Linked DNA regions of Homo sapiens: region 2 is linked to region 1. Evidence: read pairs that join two places in POLR2A ChIA-PET (ENCODE). Cell type or tissue: OCI-LY7. All regions are shown on one strand. Each heading gives the region's core, and the rest is flanking DNA. Links, peaks and the distances in the headings are about the cores only. Region 1 overlaps MME (membrane metalloendopeptidase). Region 2 has its middle 30 kb from the start of MME.

Region 1 (11,571 bases), core at 952-5,951:
CTACTGGGGCATCTACTGAAAATATGCCTAGTTTTCAGATCATATATAAGTAAACAATCCATTTGGATTACATTTCATCATAGGCTAGGAACATGGGCCTTGTGAGGAGAAGTGATGAATATTTCAAGAACTTAGATGAGACATTTGTGAAATGTGTGCTCTTAACATGCTCCAGACCTTTCCTTCTGGTCAAATGCCATTTCCTTTTTCTTTTCCGTAGGCCCTTTATGGTACAACCTCAGAAACAGCAACTTGGAGACGTTGTGCAAACTATGTCAATGGGAATATGGAAAATGCTGTGGGGAGGCTTTATGTGGAAGCAGCATTTGCTGGAGAGAGTAAACATGTGGTAATGTTTTCAGAATAATACACTGTCAGTTATACAGGACACTATCAGTTTGTTCACACTGATGAGCAATTACAGTTCTCCATCATTTGGCTAAAATTTTATTAATTTAGGCAGAGAACCTCTGAATCATAATATGCCATTGTTTCCCAATAAATCTTCCCTTGCCTTCCCCAAGAGTCTAGTTATGTTTCTGCTCCTAATACTGTCTAGTCTGAAACCAACTCACCATTTTCCAGAAGCAGTGTATTTGGAGTACCCAGTAACATGTTCTATTGATATAGTCATTTATAAACTCTTCTATTATCAAAATTGCCCCCAAATTAGTATTTTCTTAAAAACATAGAAAGTAAAACAGGATTTATTTGGAGTATAAGAAATGTGCTTTATTTTTCATTGTTAGGAAAATGAAGACAGTGGAACTTAATGGTATGGTGAAAGAATTTATTGAAATGCTACTTTATGCTTAGCTAAACCACTAATGGTAATGACAGCCCTAATATTTTACATTAGTTCTTCCAGTATGATAGTGAAACCATTATATTCTGAAAATGATTTTTACCTTAATGCATATATTAAGACCTATTTAATCAAGAGTGTCGATAATAGCAATATTGCTTTTAAAATATAATGGTCCCATATATCTGTTAGCTTAGGTCACAGTTTGTCTATAAATTTACGTTTATTAACATATTAAGTCATACAAAGATAGCATGTAGCTCTATTTTTAAAAATCTGTGTTACAAAGAATGAATTAATGACCTATATTTGTCTTCTGTTCTGATTTGAGGTCGAGGATTTGATTGCACAGATCCGAGAAGTTTTTATTCAGACTTTAGATGACCTCACTTGGATGGATGCCGAGACAAAAAAGAGAGCTGAAGAAAAGGTAAAGAGCAGACAGCTAACTAGCAAAGAAAAATCTTTGCTAGTATAGGAAAAATTAACTTTAAAAACATTTAGAAAAAAATATAATCAAAGATTGCATAAAAACTTGTAAGCTCCTTCAATATGTAGTGTTTCCAGAAAGAGTTTTTGTGGATAAAGATATATTTCTACAATTTTAATCTTTTATCTCTGCAACCAATACTCTAGCAAGGTGAAAATATTAAGTTTCTGTTCAAGCAAATGTAAGGTGGTGCACTATTGGTGCATTATAAGATCTATAATTAAAGAGATGTTGAAGAAGCTTTTTTATAACTATTCATGCCCACCCATAATGTGCAGCTTTTATTGAGACTTTTACTGAGTTTCATAAGAATAGGTCTAAGATTTCTCAGGAAATCTTAGGTTTAAATTTACTGTGATCATTTGTCTTTATAATTATATAATAACTAGGGGGAACATGTCCTGTGAAAACTGTTAACATGCTTTATGAGCAACATTCACATGCATCCTGACTAATCTCTGTAGTTAGGTTGGCAGAAAAAGCAGACGATTTGGATTGATAGAGGAGACAATAATAAATGTATTTTAATAAGATAATCAACCTTGGTCTAGTTTTCTTTTAGAATTAAATCACATGGAAGGACTATCTTTTTTCAGCTCTCAAAGAGCCCTGAGTGGGTTAGGCCTAGAACCTCTGCCCCCAGTATTGCTATCTTTCCATCACTCTGGCCAGCTCTTCAGACATTCAGGTTGGATTTGCTCCTTTCATGTCACAGCTGTGCATGACATGGCTCTGCTTGGTAAAGCCAGTTGGATTGTTCTGGATCGGCATTTCCAAAGTGGTGTCACAAAATACTGGACATGCAAGTTATTCCACAAGAGGCTCATGGTCAAAAGAGTTTGGTGAACACTTCTTGTAGGAAGGCTTCCCTCATCTCACCCTAGGCTGGGTTACATGCTCCTAGGGTGTGATTTTATTATCATACGTGGGAGTTAATATTTATTTCACTGCTTATCATTGCTGTTTACAATAAGCTCTTTATGGTTGGGGGCAGGGGGGCAGAAAATACTGCCTAGCATTATATCCTCAGCCCTTTATAACATACCTGGCCCTTGGTAGACCCTTGAAATATATTGAGTGAGTAAATTGATAAATTAATTTCCCATCCTGGATATTTATAATAACTTATGATTCTAACCTTATAATCTAACCCATTTTTAATTGTAAGAAGTCCTGCAATAAAGAAACTTGCTTAATGTTTTTGCGACAGCATTTACCCGAAGTAATTCACAATAATTTTTTTGTGTGTTTACTACCTTATACTTTCTGTAGAATTTGTATCCTTTAGAACACTCTTTAAGGAAATGTCTTACAGTAAATAAAGTATCATTAAGTGGGGGCTGGATTGTCATGACTGATGGCAAACCTACAAGAAAATGGGTTTGGCCTCAGTGACTTCAGTGATACATATGAGGCCTGATCCACTGACTGGGGAAATCCTGGGCTCATGTGACAGATTTGTAATAAAACTGCATCCATTTGATGGGAAACCATGTAACTCAGAGATACAGGCTAAACCCCCCATGAAAAATTTAAATTAATTAAATTATTTAAGAGTGATACGAAGTGGTAAAATCAAAAGTCAAGTATCATTGAGAAAATCAAGAGAGAAATAAAATAAAAATAGAAATAACAAGTAGTAAACAAGTGATAATGAAATAATAAAATAAGTAAAATAAACCATTTTAAAATAATTAAAAATGAACTTTAGAAGTAGTGATAAATAGGCCAGGTGCAGTGGCTCCCTGGTGTAATCCCAGCACTTTGGGAGGCCGAGGCAGGCAGATTGCTTGAGCCCAGGAGTTTGAGACTAGCCTGGGCAACGTGGTGAAATGCTGTCTCTACAAAAAATACAAAAATTATCTGGGCATGGTGGTGCATGCCTGTAGTCCCAGCTATTTGGGAGGCTGAAATGGGAAGATCACTTGAGCCCAGGAGGTGGAGATTGCAGTGAGCCCTGATTGTGCCACTGCACTTCAGCCTGGGCAACAGAGCAAGACCTTGTCTCAAAAGAAAAAAAAAAAAGATAGTAGTAAATACATAATAAATATGAGCTGGAATAACAAGGAAAACCTCGTTTTCCACTTAACTAATTAATGTCATTTATTGAACTTGAGAAGATAGGTACACTGACTTTGGAGAATAAAGGAGAACATAAAAACTCCAGGAACCAATATTTAGGACTAGTATTAGCAGTAAACCTATAAGCCCATATCTGTTTTCTCAGTCAAATCAATGAGGCAGAAAGGTAATTATAACCTGCTGGAATGGAAGCTGTAAATATTACTTCTTCTAAAAAATTGAAAAAAAAAGCTTTGAGAGAAAAAGTTCATAAAAGTACAAAATATGTGGAACAATGAGTTTTGTCAGTTTTTATGTTGGTTTTCTTGAGAAAGCTGCAGCCTATAAGGATAAGGCATTAGAAACTCAATTTCAGACCTGATTTTCATTTATTCTTGAACCTCCCAGGAAAGAGCCATTGCAAAGATCTCTGTTTAAGTATGTCAGACACTCATTTTATGAACAGTATGGATCAAGTTATTCAATTGCTAGTCATGGGCAGATTATAAATTTGTATCTGAAAGTTATATAATCATCTTCACATTCAATATTATAATTTTCATAGGCCTTAGCAATTAAAGAAAGGATCGGCTATCCTGATGACATTGTTTCAAATGATAACAAACTGAATAATGAGTACCTCGAGGTAAGTCTCTATAAAATAGACTCTGGACTACTGATACTTAGGGCTGGTAGTAGTGTCATTTTTAGCTATGGGGTGCCTGAAATTATATGAAGTAGCCTGAAACCACAGGTTGTATTATATAAAGCCTTCAACGCTGGTGCCAGAATGATATTTGTTTTAGCCTTTTTGTTTTCATTAGCCAGGACTATATTTGGTTATTGTTCATTTGGTTTCCATATATTCCATTTTAAGAACCGTAAGTAAAATCTGGTGTCCTTTAAAGAGTATCAAGGAAGGGATAGACATCAAGGTGGTGAACAACAGGCAGGCTTCTTATCACATTTTACACAGGCTTCGAGTTTCCCTCCACCTTCTAAGTTTTCCTCTACTGGAAAAACCAATTCATGCCTACTGTATTTTAAAAACAAAACAAAACAAACCCTGATATTTGAGAACTGAAAACTATTTTGTTCTGCCCTGGTAATGTAACAGTTAAAAGAGCAGAGAGTTGCTTAAAGTCACTGCAGTGCTGATTTCAGACTCAACTGAAAGTCTTGCTGCTAACTCTGCAGTCACCACAACTACATGATACCCTGATGACAGCGAGGTGATCCTTGCCCAGGTCCTGGGATGACAGTGATTCCTCATTCATTGATTACTAGTCTAGCATGGGGATTTGCAAACCATACTGCCTTCTTCTCTCTTTCCATTTGCAGAAGAAACTTGACTTTTTCTTTTAAATGAGCTGGTTATAGCTTGCAAGACCCAGGGGTCCTTATAGCAGGAGCATAGTGGCTACGAACACAGACTCAAAACCAAGTTCCTTGATTCCAGATCCCAGTTCCACCACTCATTTAAACTTGGTCGAGTGACTAAACTATATCTCAGTTTCCTTGACTTTAAAATGGGGATAGGAGCCCTTAGTTCATCGGTATTAAATGAACATAATATTAGATTCTATTAGTATAATAGAATTAAATGAGTATAATGTAAAATTTAAAGTACTTAGAATAGTACTTGGCACATGGTAAGTACTAAAGAAGAATGTGCTATTATCCACATGTGTTATGTGAAGATTAATGTCATTAATGTGAGGTTTGTTTGACACTTGGTTTCATTTGATTATTATAAAATAATACACTGAATTTGTGATTTGGCTGGAATACTGACCTGTGATATACTAATAGAATTAGGTTAACTGGAACTACATCCTTTTTTGGTAAGTTTTTTAATGCTCTCTTTTAACTTTATTGACTGATATAATTTAAGAAAATCCCTATGTTTTTAGCAAAAATTTAGAAGATACCGGTTTTAATATTTCTTCCCAAATCTTCTTTATAATACAGTTGAACTACAAAGAAGATGAATACTTCGAGAACATAATTCAAAATTTGAAATTCAGCCAAAGTAAACAACTGAAGAAGCTCCGAGAAAAGGTGGACAAAGATGAGTGCGTATATTCTCATTTCTAATGTGATCATCTAGAAGCAGGTCTTTCCCTCCTTTCTTTGTTGGATTAAGTGAAAGAGCCTCAGTTAGAAAAATATTAAAAAGTACAAAGTCCTCTTTTTATTGAGAACTTCTAAAAGCATCTAATTATGGTATACTAAAGATATGGATCAAGACTTTAACCAGATTAAAATACCTTTCTCATTAAGGTATCCTCAAATTTACATGTCTTTAGTTTCGTCTTATGTCATTGCCTATCAGCTCAATTTATTTGTGAACAAGATTCTCAAAAACCTTAGCTTAAGTAAGCCAATTCATAGCTCCTTTAAGCCTTCTCTTAGGCCTTACTCTGTGTCCAGAATTTTCTTCTGCTGACAGCCCCACCTTTTTTCTATCAGTCAATCCCACAACTCCATCCCCTTCATAGATAGTTAATGTAAGACTTTTCTAACCCTGTGGTAGTCAAATAGGAGATACTAGGAACCATTCTTATTCACAGTCTTCTTATGCTCTTAATCTCTGCTTATTAGTGACATTAGTATTTCCTAATAACTATTAGTTTAGATTTTATTTTTTCTATTAAATAGATATAACTAACATATTTATCAGCATATGTGTTTATGCACCGAAATTCCTAGAACCACTTATGTTGACTTTTTCTCCCTAGGCTCTTAGCCCCTAGACAACAGGGGCTATTCCTTTTGACCATAAAGTCTCAGCATCTAGCATACTGAAGAATCTCAGTTAAAACAAAATTAATGAGTGAGTGAGCAAGTGAAAAATAAATATACTAACTTGATTTGTGTGGTAACTAACACAGTAACATGCCAAAGAGGTGCTTGTTTCATTCATGCATTCATTTATCCTTTCATGCATTTATTAACATTTTGGAACACGAAGTCCAGGTGTCATTGGGTACTGGGAGAATCAAAGGTGAACTTTGATTACATTACAAGAGCAGAAGGTAGACAAGACATGGTGTAATAAACTGCACCACCAAGAGGGAAATGTCGTGCCAAGCAAAGTACAAAGTGCTGTGGGCTTATTTGATGATAAGACTGTTCTGTTCTCAGTAAACCAAGTACAGGTTGGACAAAACTGCTAATGGAAATGCCAGTGCATTTTAATCCTTACTCAACATGTTGAACTCTTGCAACACTGACGTGTCCTGAAAGAGAGAGCAACTCTTTTGCTGACTTCTAAGTTCATATTGGAACAAATATTGTGTTATCTGATGCTAAAAATGGGATTGCAAATATTATAGAATGTTTAGTGTCCCATCTGGGAAAGAAAGAGAGTGAATACACATGCTTGGCATTATAATCAAGTTACCATATCCTGTCTCTTGAAACACACAAAAAGTTATGCAAAATAATTATCTGGGTGAATTTATGATCTGAGAAATTTCTTATAAGTCTGTATATTTGTATTTCTTTAAAAATAGACATACTAAGATTTAATAATTGTTAGCACTATAAAATATCTATAGACAAATACTGTCAAATATTATTTCTGAAATGGCCAAATTAACCAGTACCCATAGGACATCAGGAAATTTCTTCATAATTCTAGAAATAGTTGTTGAATTATTGCTTGATGTTTTCTTTTGAGGTTAACGTAGTGCCAGTTTCATAATCATTTTGTCATATAATTTACACTGTTCATTCCCTTTCATCATATGGGCTGATTTTCTCTGCATTCTTCTCTTTTTAAGATAGATAATCAAAAGCCAAAAGTGTATACAATATTTTAATGAATGAATGGTCAATAGCACACATGCTTCAGTAGTACTTTTTGGTCCTCCCCATGAGCTTCTGATGATCACAAATGCAATATGAATTCTAAGGTCTTCTCTGCTATATGGAGCCAGCTTTCCTTTCTTTCCTATAGTCTGCCTGTATACCAGATACAAAGGTTCAAAACTCTAGCTGCACATGATAATCACCTGGGGAACATTTTAAAAAACACTGATTCCCCAGCTCAAGCACCCTAGAATGTGATGTAATTGTTCTGTAGCTGGAACCCAGATACTGGTATTCTTTTTAAGTACCACCCACCAAGTGAGAACCCCTGAGTTAGTGTTATTTCCCTTTTGTGTGATATCATTCCTGTTCATATTCAATTTTATGGAATTTTTCACAAGATGATGCCTTTAATTTGGCAATTTAGGTTTAAAATTTATTTTTATCTTCCAAAATAATCAGAAACCCTCTGACAGTAATTGCATCAAATCATTAAGACTGAGCCCTATAGGATACAACATGATCGAAGCTCCTCTCATTTTATTAAGGTTTCTTGCAGGGAAAGTTACTGACTTATTTTGAACCTGCTTAATAGTAATAAAGTTGGCTGGACATGGTGGCTCAGGCCTGTAATCGCGCCACTGCAGTCCAGCCTGGGCGACAGAGCAAGAATCCGTCTAAAAAAAAAAATGTAATAAAGTCATTACTCTTTTTTCTTTTCTCTTTTTGTGGAGCACCAAGTTCAAGTCCTTGCTGTGTATGTTTAGACAGATAATTTCTGTTGCTTCTACTTGTCCACATAGCCCGTAGTTACATCTTAGAGAATTACATTTTCAGATGCTCAAGATCCTCACTCCCAAAGTCTTGAAAGAGAAATATGTGTGCATACCCAAAACTGAAGGGACAGAGTTGAGACTTTTGTAGGGTTGTATTGTAGGGCACTTCAGAGAAATGATGATGCATTAAATTTTCAAGACAGCAACTAATGTAAATGAATTCAATTAGCCAAATAGTAAACTTCTAGACACTTTTTTCCCCCAATTCACATGCTCTCACTGGGCAAACTCATTTTACTTCTCGACATCTTCTATCATCATCATGTCAGCTGAATATTTGTATTTGACTCAGATCCATTTACTAAGATTCAAATCCAAATGTCTACATGCTTATGAAACATCTCCATGTAGATGTCTTATTGACCCTAAAAACACAGCATTTGTCATTTAGGCAAAAAATAATATCTGCCCATTTTCTAAAAACCTCCATTTTACTGCTACCAAGACAGAAACCAAGGACTCATTTTAATCATCCTAGACTTATCCCTTTCTGTTATTCCTGACATCTACAGTGATAGTTAATTCAAATCTCCATTTTAAAAAAAAAGTCTGCATCCACCAGCTGCTATTTAAATATTACGTAGGAATGGGAAGAGGGGATCTCTAGCTCACCATTCCCATGGTCACTTCTGTAATTCAGACATTTCTCACTGTTCATTGACTCATCTCAATTATTATCCTACTTTTTTTACCAACCACCTTCTATATCTTCAGTTTATCCTCCACACTACTACCTTAGAGATTTTTTTGAAGACACAAATTGGCATTTTATTTCCTGATGAAAACACTTCAGTGTATCCCTGTTGCCTGTCTCATGATGTGTGACTGTTTTGAAGAGAACCAAGGCTCTTCATACCCCACACTAGCACTCCAGAGTTCCTTCACATTCACCCTACACCTCACCATTGTCCAAAGCTCCAACCATATGAATTACTTCCAAATCCTTTCTCTGTCTTTCTTACATCCTTGTCTCTTACCCTGGACCACCCTTTATGCCCTGGTTCATCTAACAGAAACCTACACATGATTTGATTAAACTTTAAGTGTCACCTCCTTCCTCACAGCACCCCATTGCATATTTCTCTTCACCTTGGGCTGTTCTACACTTTGCACATTTTGGTCAAAGTACCAGTACATTTTACTACGTTTAGTTGGACTAGCCCCTATTGAAAGCAAAAACCAGATATTTGTGTCACCAGAGCTTAAACACTAATGAACAGAATGTAGCTCTTTATGAATGTTTATGGGAAGAATAAATGATAAAATTGCCAATTTGTAATAATGATAATAAAACTAACTCAGCTGCTAAAATAAAAATGGTCACATCTGGCTGGGCCCAGTGGCTCACGCCTATAATCCTAGCACTTTGGGAGGTCAAGGTGGGCGGATCACTTGAGGTCAGGAGTTTGAGACCAGCCTGGGCAACATGGTGAAACCTCGTCTCTACTGAAAATACAAAAATTAGCCAGGCATGGTGCCATGCAGCTGTAATGCCAGCTACTCAGGAGGCTGAGGCAAGAAAATCACTTGAACCCAGGAGGTGGAGGTTGCAGTGAGCCAATATTTTACCACTGCACTCTAGCCTGAGCGACAGAGAGACACTCCGTCTCAAAGAAAAAAAAAAAATGGTCACATCCAAACATTTCACTATCATGGCTGGGGAAGATACACAACATCATCTTTAACAAATTCAAGAAATTGAGGAAGTCAGGAAGTCTGCATGTGAGACACCCAAGTTAATAATTTAGCTAAAAGGGCCTCCCTCTGCTCTTATGAGTGGCTGGCACCTGCAAAGGACAGGGATTTACTTTTTTTTTTTTTTTTAAGACGGAGTCTCACTCTGTCACCCAGGTTGGAGTGCAGTGACACCATCTCGGCTCCCACCTCCCAGGTTCAAGCGATTCTCCTGCCCCAGCCTCCCGAGTAGCTGGAATTACAGGTGTGCACCACCATGCCCAGCTAATTTTTGTAGTTTTAGTAGAGACGGGGCTTCACCATGTTGGCCAGGCTGGTCTCGAACTCCTGACCTCAGGTGATCCACCCACCTTGGCCTTCTAAAGCGATTTAAATTTTAAAAGCTCTTGATTCATGTGGTTTCTGATGCCTAGTATGTGTTTCCAAAATCATCTCAAACATTATGTCTTTTAAGGATTTTGCGCCAGTTTGTAAAGAATTTTAAACATGTCATTATAACATAGAAATAGTGCTGAATCGGGAATATAATACCCTTTGGTTACTTAACAATATTTCTAAAATATTTACTTCTAGTAACATGAATTTTCATTTAGAGTTCATAGAGCAAACATGAATCTCTAAAGAAAAAGATGTACAAGAACAAAACAAAATGAGTCTCTTGTTTTTAGACTTGATGTTATTTTGTTAGTTTCTCAGGACAGAACTTCCTGTGATATAATTGTGATGGGTGTTGCTAGTGTTTGTGAATCATAACTGTTGAGCCCTGGAGTTAACTTTTTATAAAGTACAAAGAGGAATCTCATTGGTGCATCTCTCTTGCTGTTCTGCATCAAAATGAAAGCATACTGACATTGACAGGAGCCAAGTCAATAAACATTTATTGAGCAGCTAGCTTGTGCAGAGCACTGTGCTAAACAAAATAGATGACAAAGAGGAGAACAAGATGTTGCCCTTTACTCGGGAGTCTATGATCTTAAGGGGCAGATGATTAAAAATTAAATCTGATGAAAGGCGGGGTTTGGTTGCTGCTATTACCAGGAAACAAAGTGCTAGAACAGCACTTTTTTCAAACCACAAAGCTTTACTTATTAGTAAAACACAATTTTTCAAACCACAATTAAACCTTTACTTATTAGTAAAACATTCTCTGGAATCAATATGTCAGCATTTAAATTAATATTGAGGTGAGCAGAGGATTCACAAAAAACAAAACAAAAATGATTGGCTCATTTCTGTCTGCCCCTTGGTTGCTTCAAGCATGGTGTTTTTTTTCTAATCTGGTGCAATTGGATGGTGGCACACCTCTGAAATAAGTGGAACCCCTAAAGCTGGCAGCTCAACATCTGTGACTCCGTGGTGCATATAGAAAGTTCCTGAAAGGCCAGCACCACCAAAAATGGCAGAGCAGTTGGCACCCTGGGAAGTGACACTGTAGTTTTGCCACTGCAATGAGTGCCTAATACTCTTTTAGTGTTCCAGTTCTGCCATTCACAACCTGTGGCCTTTTAAAAGCCCTGTGGTTTCCTTATTTATAAAATGAGTAGGCTGTGCTAGACTGTAGAATGTGTCTGAGGTTCTTTCTGGCACTAAAATTCTGTGGACCTTACTGTGAAGTTTTCATAAGAGCCAGGAAGTTTTCCTCCTTGGCTTCTCCGCATCAAATGACCCAAGAGAAAAAAACACATTCTTGAGTGGCAGAGAAGTACCTCGCTTCTTTCTAAAATATCCCTTCTGATTTTTCCACTTCACTAATGTTTCTAGAACCAACCTTCTTTCTAACTAAGTTCTGTATAGTTCAACTTGAGTATCAAAGGAAAAATAATTATGCAGAAATTATATGGGTAAATATGATGGCCCAGCAGTGGAAA
Region 2 (11,571 bases), core at 2,507-7,506, 97 kb before region 1:
CCTCAGCTTCTGGAGTAGCTGGCATTACAGGTGCACGCCAGGACACCTGGCTAATTTTTGTATTATTAGTACAGATGGGATTTCAATATATTGGCCAGGCTGGTCTTGAACTCCTGATCTCAGACGATCCACCTGCCTCGGCCTCCCAGAGTACTGGGAGATTACAGGTGTGAGCCACCACACTCAGCTTTTGTTTTTCTAACATTTATTGTTTACTGCTAGAGCAGCTTCTTTACTGTTGAGAAAGATTATATATTATTATTGCTTTTTTAAATTTTTATTTATTTATTTTGAGACAGAGTCTCGCTGTTGTTGCCCAGGCTGGAGTGCAATGGCACAATCTCAGCTCATGCAACTTCTGCCTCCCGGGTTCAAGCGATTCTCCTGCCTCAGCCTCCTGAGTATCTTCTTAATTGGAATGTTTATAGTGTTTCTCCATTAAGCAGTTTCATTATGCTGGATTTTTGTCAAATATATTCAACATCTATTGGGTTGGGATATTTTCCCCCTGTTAGTCCAATATTATGAAAAATTATATTAGTTAATTTTCTAGCATGTAAATATAGTTGCATTCTTAGGATGAACTGCACTTGACGAAGAAGTAGAATTTATTAATTGATCCACTTAATGCTATTTACAAATGTTTTAAATACATGCATATTAATAGTGTAAGTGAGCTTGGTCTGCAATTTTTTTTTTTTTTGGTGGGAAGTCAAATTTTAGTATCTTTTTCTGCTCAAATATGTAGTTGAAAGCTTTTCTTCTTTCTCTGTTCACTGAGATACTTTAAATCGGGTTGGAATTATCCATGAATTATCATTGTCCATGAAACCCTTTAAACTGATTTTTCAGAAAGTAGTCCTTCTATCTTTTCTGCAAATTTGGTTTGATTTCTTCTTTATAAAAAGACTTTTTTTTTTTTTTCAGACGGAGTCTCGCTCTGTCGCCAGGCTGGAGTGCAATGGCACGGTCTTGGCTCACTGCAATCTCTGTCTCCTGGGTTCAGACGATTCCCCTGCCTCAGCCTCCTGAGTAGCTGGGACTACAGGTGCCTGCCACCACACCTGGCTAATTTTTGTATTTTAGTGGAGACAGGGTTTCTCCATGTTGGCCGGGATGGTCTCCATCTCCTGACCTCATGATCCGCCCACCTCAGCCTCCCAAAGTTCTGGGATTACAGGTGTGAGCCACCACGCCTGGCCTATAAAAATACTTTTAAGTATTTTTAAGTATAAATGTCTAGGTAGTTGTGGTTTGGATCTTTCAAAATTAATTATCTTTTTTTTTTTTTTTGGTTTTGAGACGGAGATTCACTCTGTCACCCAGGCTGGTATCAGTAGGCTCTGTGGTGATCATCTCTTTTTTATTCTTGATCTTGATGGTTTATCTCCTTGTCTTCTTGATCACTACCTGAGAGTGTCAATTTTGTTGGTCTTTTCAATGAATCAGTCTTTGGTTTTGTTCATTTTCTCTAGTCTGTTTTCCATTTTGTTGATTTCTGTTCTTATCTTTAATATTTTCTTCAACTGACTGTGTATAGTTTGCTTTTTTTTTTAGCTTCTTAAGGTGGGATATTAGGCATTGACTTGAAATATTTCTTCTTTTCTAATATGAACATTTAAAAGTATGAGTTTCCCTCTAAGGATAGTATTAGATTTATCTGTTCATTATAATTCAGTCAAAAGTATTTTCTGATTTTCTGTATTCTCTGTGATATTCTTTGAGTTCATCCTATTTGGAGTTTGCTGAGCTTCTACAGTCTATAAGTTTATGTCTTTCACCAAATTTGGGGAATTTTAGCCGGATTTTCTTCAACTAGCTTTTGTGCCTCTATCTCTTGCACCAACTCTCTAAGACTCCTATCCATGTATGTTAGACTTTTTAATATTGTCCTATGTGTCCCTGAGAGCTGAGAGTTTTTTCCAACTTGTTTTCTCTTTATTCTTCAGGTTGGGTAATTTCTTTCAACTTATCTTAAAGTTTACTGACTGGTTCCTCTGTCATCTCCTTGCAGCTTGTGAACCTAACTATCCAGTAAGACTTTTAAAATTTGAATATATTATACAATCTTGTGCCACATAATGACATTTCAATCATCAACAGATTGCATATATGAGGGTGGCCCATAAGATGATAATGGAGATAAAATTTCCCATTGCTGGCCGGGAGTGATGGCTCATGCCTGTAATCCCAGCACTTTGGGAGGCCAAGGTGGGTGGATTGCCTGATGTCAGGAGTTCAAGACCAGCCTGGCCAACATGGTGAAACCCCATCTCTACTAAAAATACAAAAAAATTAGGTGGGCGTGGTGGTGGGCACCTGTAATCCCAGTTACTTAGGAGGCCGAGGCAGGAGAATCGCTTGAACCCAGGAGGCAGAGGTTTCAGTGAGCTGAGATCACGCCACTGCCCTCCAGCCTGGGCTACAAGAGTGAGACTTTGTCTCAAAAAAAGAAAAAGAAAAACAGTTTCTACTGCCTAGTGACATTTTGATTATCCTGACCCTGTGTAGGCCTAGGGTTAATATGTGTGTTTGTGTGTTAATTTTTAACAAAAAAGTTTAAAAAGTAAAAATAAGTAAACAGTTGTAAAAATAGAAAAAAGTTTAGAGGATAAGGTTCTAAAGAAAAATAATTTTTGTACAATTGTACAATGTTTTGTGTTTTAAGCTAAATGTTATTACAAAAGAGTCAGATAATTTTAATTTAAAAGTTTATAAAGTAGAAAAGTTACAGTAAGCTAAGGTTTATTACTGAAGAAAGAAACTTGTTTTATATAACTTTAGTGTGTACAGTGATTATAAAGTCTACAGTAATGTACAGTAATGTCCTAGGCCTTCACATTCACTCACCACTCACTCACTGACTCACCTAGAGAAATTTTCAGTTCTGCAAGTTCCATTCAAGGTATGTATCCTATACAGGTATTCCATTTATTATCCTTTATACCATATTTTCACTAGACCTTTCCTATGGTTATATATGTGTAGCTAAATAAATACTTTCCATTGTTTTACCACTGTCTATAGTATGTAATAGAGTATTTTACCACTGTCTATAGTATTTAATAGAGTAACATGCTGTGCAGGTGGTAACCTAGGAGCAACAGGCTATCCTATATGGCCTAGGTGTGTAGTAAGCTGTATCATCTAGGTTTGTGTAAGTACACTCTATGGTATTCACACAACAACAAAAATCACCTAACAACACATTTCCCAGAACATATCCTTGTTGTTAAGCAATGCATAATAGTACTTATCACCTCTAAAATTTCTATTTGGTTCTTTTTAAAAAGACAAGTCTCTACATGTCTCATGAGACTTTCTCTCATTTCATTTTTTTCAGGAGTGTTCGCTCTACAACATGTTGCCTTAGTTATATTAGCTGCATTAAAGTATCTGATAGTTCCAATATCTAGGAGGATCTCAAGGATGACAGGAGTTCATTGTCTTTTCTCCTGACGATTAGACACATGTTCTTGGTTCTCTGTATGTAGGATAATTTTTTTTTATTGTATCCTTAACATTGTAAAAGATGGATTGGGTAGACTATGGTTTCTGTTTTAAGTATCTGTAGAAGCCAGTCCGATTCAGGCAGTATGATCTGTCTCATTTCTGTAGGTGGTAATTTGAATTTCAGTTCCATGTTCGGAGCCTTTGTTAATCTGTTGTAGGTGTTGCTCATGTATTTATGGTTCATGGATTAGTATGAGGGTGTTTTGAGTAGTCTAGTTATCATTTCAGTTATTTTATCCATTATTTAGGTCTTTCCTGAGTAGGCTTTATTCCAGGGGGCATTATTCCTGAGTTAAAGCAAGAGATTTGTGCATGGAGATCAAAGCTCCGTCCCATTTTGAAACCTCTGTTATGTGCTAATTTGGTCTGACTTGTACATGCATAGATAGGAGTTAGGCAGAAACCTGTGTAGGATCACATACAGAATTAGAAAACTTCTCTAATTTTCTCCTTCCTAAGAATTTCCCCCTAACTCACTTCAGCTTGTAAAGTCCCCTTTTCCTGGTTTCTATGGGGCCTGCTCTTAGAGCAGAGTCACAAAGGAAAAATCAATTAACAAATAAATGGGAAACTCACTCAATATGGAACATGTCATTCAGTTTTTGCTCTCTTCTACAATCTGTCTTCTTTTGTTTCTTTTCAGTGTAATTCAGAATTTTTGTTTGTTGTTCAGAGTTTAGTATTGGGAGAAATGGGTTGTAGTAGGATTATTTTCTGAGATTTTGGCATTTGTTTAATGATACCTTTTGTACTTAAATGACAACAAATCTTGAATTTTTTTTATTAATTCATTTCATCAGAGCTCTAGAGACTTTGTGTCACTGTAAAATTAGAGGGAGTCTGAAACTACCTGCATACCGTTTTTTTACACCTGGATCCTCATAAAATTCTTTGTCCTTGAAGTTTAGAGTAGATTATTCTTGATGATGAACATTCTTCATCAGTTTTTCTTAGTACATGGTAGGCCTCTTGATCTGTGGTTTCAGTTCTTCCTTTTCATGTAAAAATACTCATTATTTTGTCTTTGAATATTTTTCTCTATTCTAGTGCTTGGTTTATCTTATCCATGCATACTGAAGGTCTTCATATAGAATTATTGTTTGCTTTCCATATCTTTTACATTGCCTCTAATTGTTTTAATCTCTGTCCCTTTCATATCAAATCACTGTTATTATCTCAAACCTTCCCTCCATTTCAAAAACTCTGTTTTTAACATGTTTAACTTATTCATTAGTTCTGTGTTAAGCACCCCCAGTTTGGTGCCTTAGCCCTGAAATCTCCCATTTTATTTCTTTCTATTGCTTCATTATTTTATTTTTTATTTCAATTTTACTGAATGTATGTTCTTCTTAATTCTTCTGTGTTCAGATCTCTCATGTATGTATAGTGAATTGAATAGTGTTACCCCAAAATTTACGTCTGGAAACTCAGAATATTACCTTATTTAGAAATAGTCTTTCCAGATGTATTTAAGATAATAATTGAGATAAGATTATGCCGGATTAGGATGCACCCCATGTCCCAAGAGAGTACCCTTATAAGAAACGGAAAAGGTCAAACAGAAATACCTAGAGAACAAAGCCATGTAAAGATCAATGTACAGACTGGAGTGATACATCCACGAGCCAAAGAATGCCAAGGATTGCCAGAAACCACCAGAGGCTAGGAGAGAGGTACAGAAGAGAGGAAGTAGCTTTGGAATTGGGAAATGAGTAGAGGCTGGAAGAATTTTTAAGCCACTTTATAGAAAAAAAAGTTTAGATTGCCTTGAAGAGATGCTTGGTGGAAATATGAATGTTAAAGGCAATTCTGCTGAGGGCTCAGATAGAATTAAGGAACATGGTAGAGAGATCTTCTATCATCTTAGTATATCTATCTATCTATCTATCTATCTATCTATCTATCTATCTATCTATATATAGAGAGAGAACAGAATGTTGGTAGAAATATAAGTAAAAGGATGTTTCTGGTGTGATCTCAGAAGGAAATGAGAGGTATGTCATCAAAAAATGGAAGAAAGAAAATTCTCATTATAAGGTGACAGAAATTGTTTTTACCTTATTTTGTTATTTTCTTTTAACTTTTGTTTAAGGTTCAGGGGTACACTTGCAAGTTTGTTATATACATACACTCATGTCACAAGGGTTTGGTGTACAGATTATTTCATCACCCAGGTACTAAGCACGGTACCCAAAAGGTATTTTTTCTGATCTCGTTCCTCCTCCGAACCTTCACTTCCAAGTAGACCCCAGTATCTAGCATTCTCCTCTTTGTGTCCATGTGTTCTGGTTCTTTAGCTCCCAGTTGTAAGTGAGAACATGTCATATTTGGTTTTCTCTTCCTGCATTAGTTTGCTTAGGATAATGGCCTCTAGCTCTATTCATGTTGCTGCAAAGGACACGATTTCATTCTTTTTTATGGCTGCGTAGTATTCCATGTTGTATATATACCACATTTTCTTTATTGAGTCTACCATTAATGGGCATTTAGGTTGATTCTGTGTCTTTGCTATTATAAATAGTTTTGTGATGAACATATGCATGCATGTGTCTTTATGATAGAATAATCTATATTCCTTTGGTTATATACCCAATAATGGGATTGCTGGATTGAATGGTAATTCTGTTTAGTTCTTTAAGGAATTGCCACATTGCTTTCCATGATGACTGAATTGATTAACACTCCCACCAGCAGTGTGTAAGTATTCCCTTTTCCCTGCAACCTTGCCAGTATGTTATTTTTTGACTTTTTAATAATAACCATTCTGACTCACGTGAGATAGTATGTCATCACGGTTTTGATTTACATTTCTCTAATGATTAGTGATGTTGGGCATTTTTTCATATGCTTCTTGGTTGCATGTATGTTTTCTTTTGAAAAAATGTTTGTTGATGTCTTTGCCCACTTTTTAATGGGGTTGTTTGGTTTTTGCTTGTAAATTTGTTTAAGTTCCTTATAGACTCTGGATATTAGAACACTGTCAGATGTATAGTTTGTAAATATTTTACCCTATTCTCTAGTTGTCTGTTTACTCTGTTAATAGTTTATTTTGCTGTGCAGAAGCTCTTTAGTTTAATTCAATCCCACTTGTCAACATTTGCTTGTGTTGCAACTGCTTTTGGGGTCTTCATCATGAAATTTTTGCCGGTTCCTATGAGGTGACAGAAATCTTGAGTGAATTGTGTTCTATAGTTGGGCAGAAAGCAAAACACATAAGTGATTAACTTGGATGTTTGAGCTGAGGATATTTCTAAGCAAAGTGTGGGAGGTTCAGCCTTATTTATCTTTGCCGCTCGTAGAAAAATGTGGCAGAAAAGACATAAATTGAGGAAGAAACTGTTAAGCAAAAGAAACCAGAGTTTGATGATTTGGAAAATTCTCAGCCTATCAGGTAGTATGCTCTAGAAGTAAGAACAAACATCCTGAACAATATTTTGCTGAAAAGATTACATGTGTAACTCAATAATCAGATCAACCTTCTCAGCAGAAGCCAAAAATTTAGATGACATTATTCAAGAAAATGTCTGTAGAGGACTCTTGTCCAATAGCATGGACTGCTGTGAATTCCATGGGAAACCAACAAGGCTTTTCAGAATGCTACACTAGCAGAAACACTATGTGATAGTTTATTTTCACACTGCTGTAAAGACATACCTGAAACTGGGTAATTTATAAAGGAAAGAGGTTTAATTGACTCACAATTCTGCGTGGCAAAGGAGGCCTCAAGAAACTTACAATCATAGTGGAAAGCAAAACAGGCACATCTTACAGGTGAGAGGCAGGTGAGAGAAGTGAGTGCCAAGCAAAGGGGACGCTCCTTATAAAACCATCAGATCTCATTAGAACTGACTCACTATCATGAGAACAGTGTGAGGGTAACTGCCCCCATGATTTAATTACCTCCCATAGGGTCCCTCCCATGACACATGGGTATTATGGGAACTACAATTCAAGATGAGATTTTGGTGGGGATACAAAGCCTAACCATATCATTCCGTCTCTGACCAAATCTCATGTCCTCACATTTCAAAACACAATCATGCCTTCCCAACAGCCTCCCAAAGTCTTAACTCATTCCAGCATTAACTCAAAAGTCCTAGTCTGAAGTCTTATCTGAGACAAGGCAAGTCCCTTCCGCCTATGAGCCAGTAAAATTAAGAGCAAATTAGTTACTTCCTAGATACAATGATGGTTCAGGCATTGGATAAATACACCTGTTCCAAATAAGATAAATTGGCCAAAACAAAGGGGTTATACGCCCCATACAAATCTGAAATCAATAGGGCCGTTATTAAAACTTAATGCTCCAAAATAATCTCCTTTGACTCCACATCTCATATCCAGGTCATGCTGATGTAAGAGGTGGGCTTCCACAGCCCTGGTCAGTTTCACCTGTGGCTTTCCAGGGTACAGTCCCGCATCCTGGCTGTTTTCACAAGCTGGCATTGAGTGCCTGTGGCTTTTCCAGGTGCAGAATGTAAGCTGTCAGTGTATCTCCCATTCTGGGATCTGGAAGACGGTGGCCCTCTTCTCACAGCTCTACTGAGCAGTGTCTCTGTGGGGACTTTCTGTGGGAGCTCCAACCCCACATTTCCCTTCTGCACTGCCCTAGAAGAGGTTCTCCATGTGCACACCTCTGCCTGGATATCCTGGCATTTCTGTCCATCCTCTGAAATCTAGGCAGAGGTTCTCAAAGCTCAATCCTTGTCTTTTGTGCACCTGCAGGACAAACACCAGGTGGAAGCTGCCAAGGCTTGGGGCTTACACCCTCTGAAGCAATGACCTGAGCTGTATCTTGGCCCCTTTTAGCCACAGCTGGAGCTGAAGTAGCTGGGATGTGGGGCACCACGTATTGAGGCTGCACAGGGCAGGGGGGCCCTGGGTCCAGCCCACAAAACCATTTTTTCCTCCTAGGCCTCTGGGCCTGTGATAGAAGGGGCTGTCATGAAGGCCTTTGGCATGTCGTGGAGACATTTTCCCCATTGTCTTGGTGATTAACATTCAGCTCCTCATTACTTATGCAAATTACTGCAGCAGGCTTAAATTTCTCCCCCAGAAAATGGGTTTTCCTTTTCTATTGTATCATCAGGCTGCAAATTTTCCAAACTTTTATGCTCTGCCTTCTGTTGAATGCTTCGGTGCTTAGAAATTTCTTCTGCCAGATACTCTAAATCATCTCTCTCAAGTTCAAAGTTCCACAGATCTCTAGGGCAGGAGCAAAATGCCACTAGTCTCTTTGCACAGCAAGAGTGATCTTTACTCCAGTTCCCAACAAGTTCCTCATTGCCATTTGAGACCACCTTGGCCTAGATTTTGCTGTTGATATTACTATCAGCATTTTGGTTAAAGCCATTCAACAAGTCACTGGGAAGTTCCAAACTTTCCCACATTTTCCTGTCTTCTTCCGAGCCCACCAAACGGTTCCAGTCTCTGCCCATTACACAGTTCCAAAGTCACTTCTGAATTTTTGGGTATCTTCACAGCAGCACCCATTCTCTGTGGTACCAATTTACTGTTTTAGTCTGTTTTCATGCCGCTTTAAAGACATACTCAAGACTGGGTAATTTGTAAAGAAAAGAGGTTTAATTGACACAGTTCCACATGTCTAGGGAGGCCTCAGGAAACTTACAATCATGGCAGAAGATGAAACAGGCACGTCTTCCATGGTGGCAGGTGAGATAAGTTAGTACAGAGTGAAGGAGAAGCCCCTTATAAAACCATCAGATCTCTTGAGTACTTATTCACTATGAGGAGAACAGCATGAAGATAACTGTCCCAGTTATTCAATTACCTCCCATAGAGTCCCTCCCATGACTTGTGGGGATTATGGGAATTACAATTCAAGATGAGCTTTGGGTGGGAGTGCAGCCAAACCTTATCACACTACCAGCCTGGACTGAAAGGGGCAGAGAGAAGACAAAATGAAGGAAGGCCACCAGATTTCTGGGATTCTAGCAAGAAATGGGCTGATAGAGCTATTCAGTCACAAATATTTGTTCATCTTTAAGAGAAAGGAAGAATTACTCTGAGGGCAGAACCACAGATACAAATATAAAGGCCAGAGACAGCAGGATGACTACCATGGGCCCAGAAAACAGAGGATCAAGCCTCAGAGGATTATTTTCAGACCTTGAGCTGAATGCAGTTTGTCCTGCCAATTTTTGCACTTGCTTCAAACCAGTAACCCTTTTATAACTTCCAATTTCTCCCTATGGAAATGAAAATGTTTATCCTATGCGTGTCCCAGTGGTCCACAGATGGAGAGGATTGCTAAGAATTGCCAGCAATCACCAGAAGCTGTTCTCCAGAACTGTGAGAGAATAAATTTATGTTGTTGTGTTACCCAGTTTGTGGTAATTTATTTCAGCAGCCCTAGTACACTAGTACAGTGTAGAATTAACTTTTATTTCTTTCGTATTATTTTCCTATATGATGGATTTCAACTATTGGATTTTTTGGGACTATGTTTCCTTCTTTAATCGTTTTTATTTTAGTGCTTTTTATGTAGGCTTTATGCCATTCCTTTTTCCTTTAATTATTTTTCATTTGTTCTATTAAGACCTTCTGTTTGCTCCTAGATAATTTTGGAACATTCTTCCTCTCATGTTACTGAGAGGAATTTTTTATTCTTCACACCTTCAATATGAGTATTTTTATATTTCTGATTTAGCATGAAGAGGAAGAGTGAAGTCAGGCTATGGACAATCACGGATAGATTACTTTGCCTGTGCACTCTCCCATATAATTTTGTTAAAAACTCACTGTATAAGAAAAATGGCTAGACTGGGTGCAGTGGCTCACTCCTGCAATCCCAGCACTTTGGGAGGCCAAGGCCTGAGGATCACCAAGGTCAGGAGTTCGAGGTCAGGAGGTCATGGCGAAATCCTGTATCTACAAAAAATACAGAAATTAGTTGGGCATAGTGGCTCACCCCTGTAGTCCTAGCTACTCAGAAGGCTGAGGCTGGAGAATTGCTTGAACCCAGGAGGCGGAGGTTGCAGTGAGCCAAGATCACACCATTGCACTCTTGCCTGGGCAACAAGAGTGAAACTCTGTCTCAAAAACCAAAACAAGCAAACAAAACAAAACAAAAGGCTAAAGACTTCAGTGAGACCTCACAAGAGCATATCCAAATGGCCAATTAACATATGACTAAAAAACACTGAGTTTCCAAGGATCTAGAACAATCCTAAATGTCATTGATTGCTGGCATAAATTAGTTAACCACCTTGAAAAATTGTTTGGAGCATCTATCTATATGTATGGTAATATATCATGTGTTTGCTCTATGAACCAGCAATTAAACTTCTAGATGAATACTCAACAGAGGGGTATTTATGTGTTCACAAAAAGACATGTAAAATATGTTCATAGCATTTCCAAACTGAAAGCTGATCAAAGAACTCAACTGTAAAATGGAAAAAAAACGATTATATGCTCACACAATGGAATACATACAGTAGTAAGAGTGGACAAACTAAAACTACACACAACAATATGCTAAATCTCACAAACATAATATTGAGCAAAAAAGAGATTTAAAAAATCTATTGTATTGACCAGGCATGGTGGCTCATGCCTCTAATCCCAGCACTTTGGGAGGCCAAGGCAGACGGATCACTTGAGGTTAGGAGTTCAAGACCAGCCTGGTCAACATGGTGAAACCCCGTCTCTGCAAAAATATAAAAATTAGCCAGGCATAGTGGCGTGTGCCTGTAATCTCAGCTACTCAGGAGGCTGAGGCAGGAGAATGGCTTGAACCAGGGAGGTAGAGATTGCAGTGAGTCCAGATCATGTCGTTGCACTCCAGCCTGGAGGACAGAGCAAGACACCGTCTCAAAAAAAAAAAAAACTTTTATATAATTCCACCATTTACATAAATTTCAAAACCAGGCAGAACTAATCTGTGAAATTAAAAGTTAGGATAATGTTTATTCTCGGGAGAGATGGATAATGACTAGAAAGGAGCCCAAAGAGGTCCCTGAGGCACTAGCCGTGTTCTGTTACCTGAAGTGATTGCCAGTTATGCAGGCGTTTAAACTTTGTGAATATTAATTG

What was found. Peaks named below come from ENCODE experiments on the same cell type or tissue, not always from the same donor. Only the 100,000 strongest peaks of a DNase experiment are listed, where the experiment ranks them.
Region 2: POLR2A ChIA-PET joins it to region 1 with 10 read pairs; 2 of 35 experiments call an interaction of 5 or more read pairs at or near these places.

Annotation. Positions count from the first base shown.
Region 1 is chr3:155,143,223-155,154,793 of GRCh38, forward strand. It overlaps MME (membrane metalloendopeptidase), which reads left to right. Exons shown (of 23, transcript NM_007289.4): 13 at 221-349; 14 at 1,137-1,235; 15 at 3,922-4,002; 16 at 5,328-5,431. Among named protein-coding and RNA genes, the nearest start is that of MME, 69 kb to the left of the region's middle. In OCI-LY7, for the core only: no CTCF peak of the experiment used is centred there; no DNase peak of the experiment used is centred there.
Region 2 is chr3:155,044,246-155,055,816 of GRCh38, forward strand. It overlaps a transcript of MME not described here. Among named protein-coding and RNA genes, the nearest start is that of MME, 30 kb to the right of the region's middle. In OCI-LY7, for the core only: no CTCF peak of the experiment used is centred there; a DNase peak (open chromatin) is centred at 4,476; H3K4me3 peaks cover 638 bases; H3K27ac peaks cover 731 bases.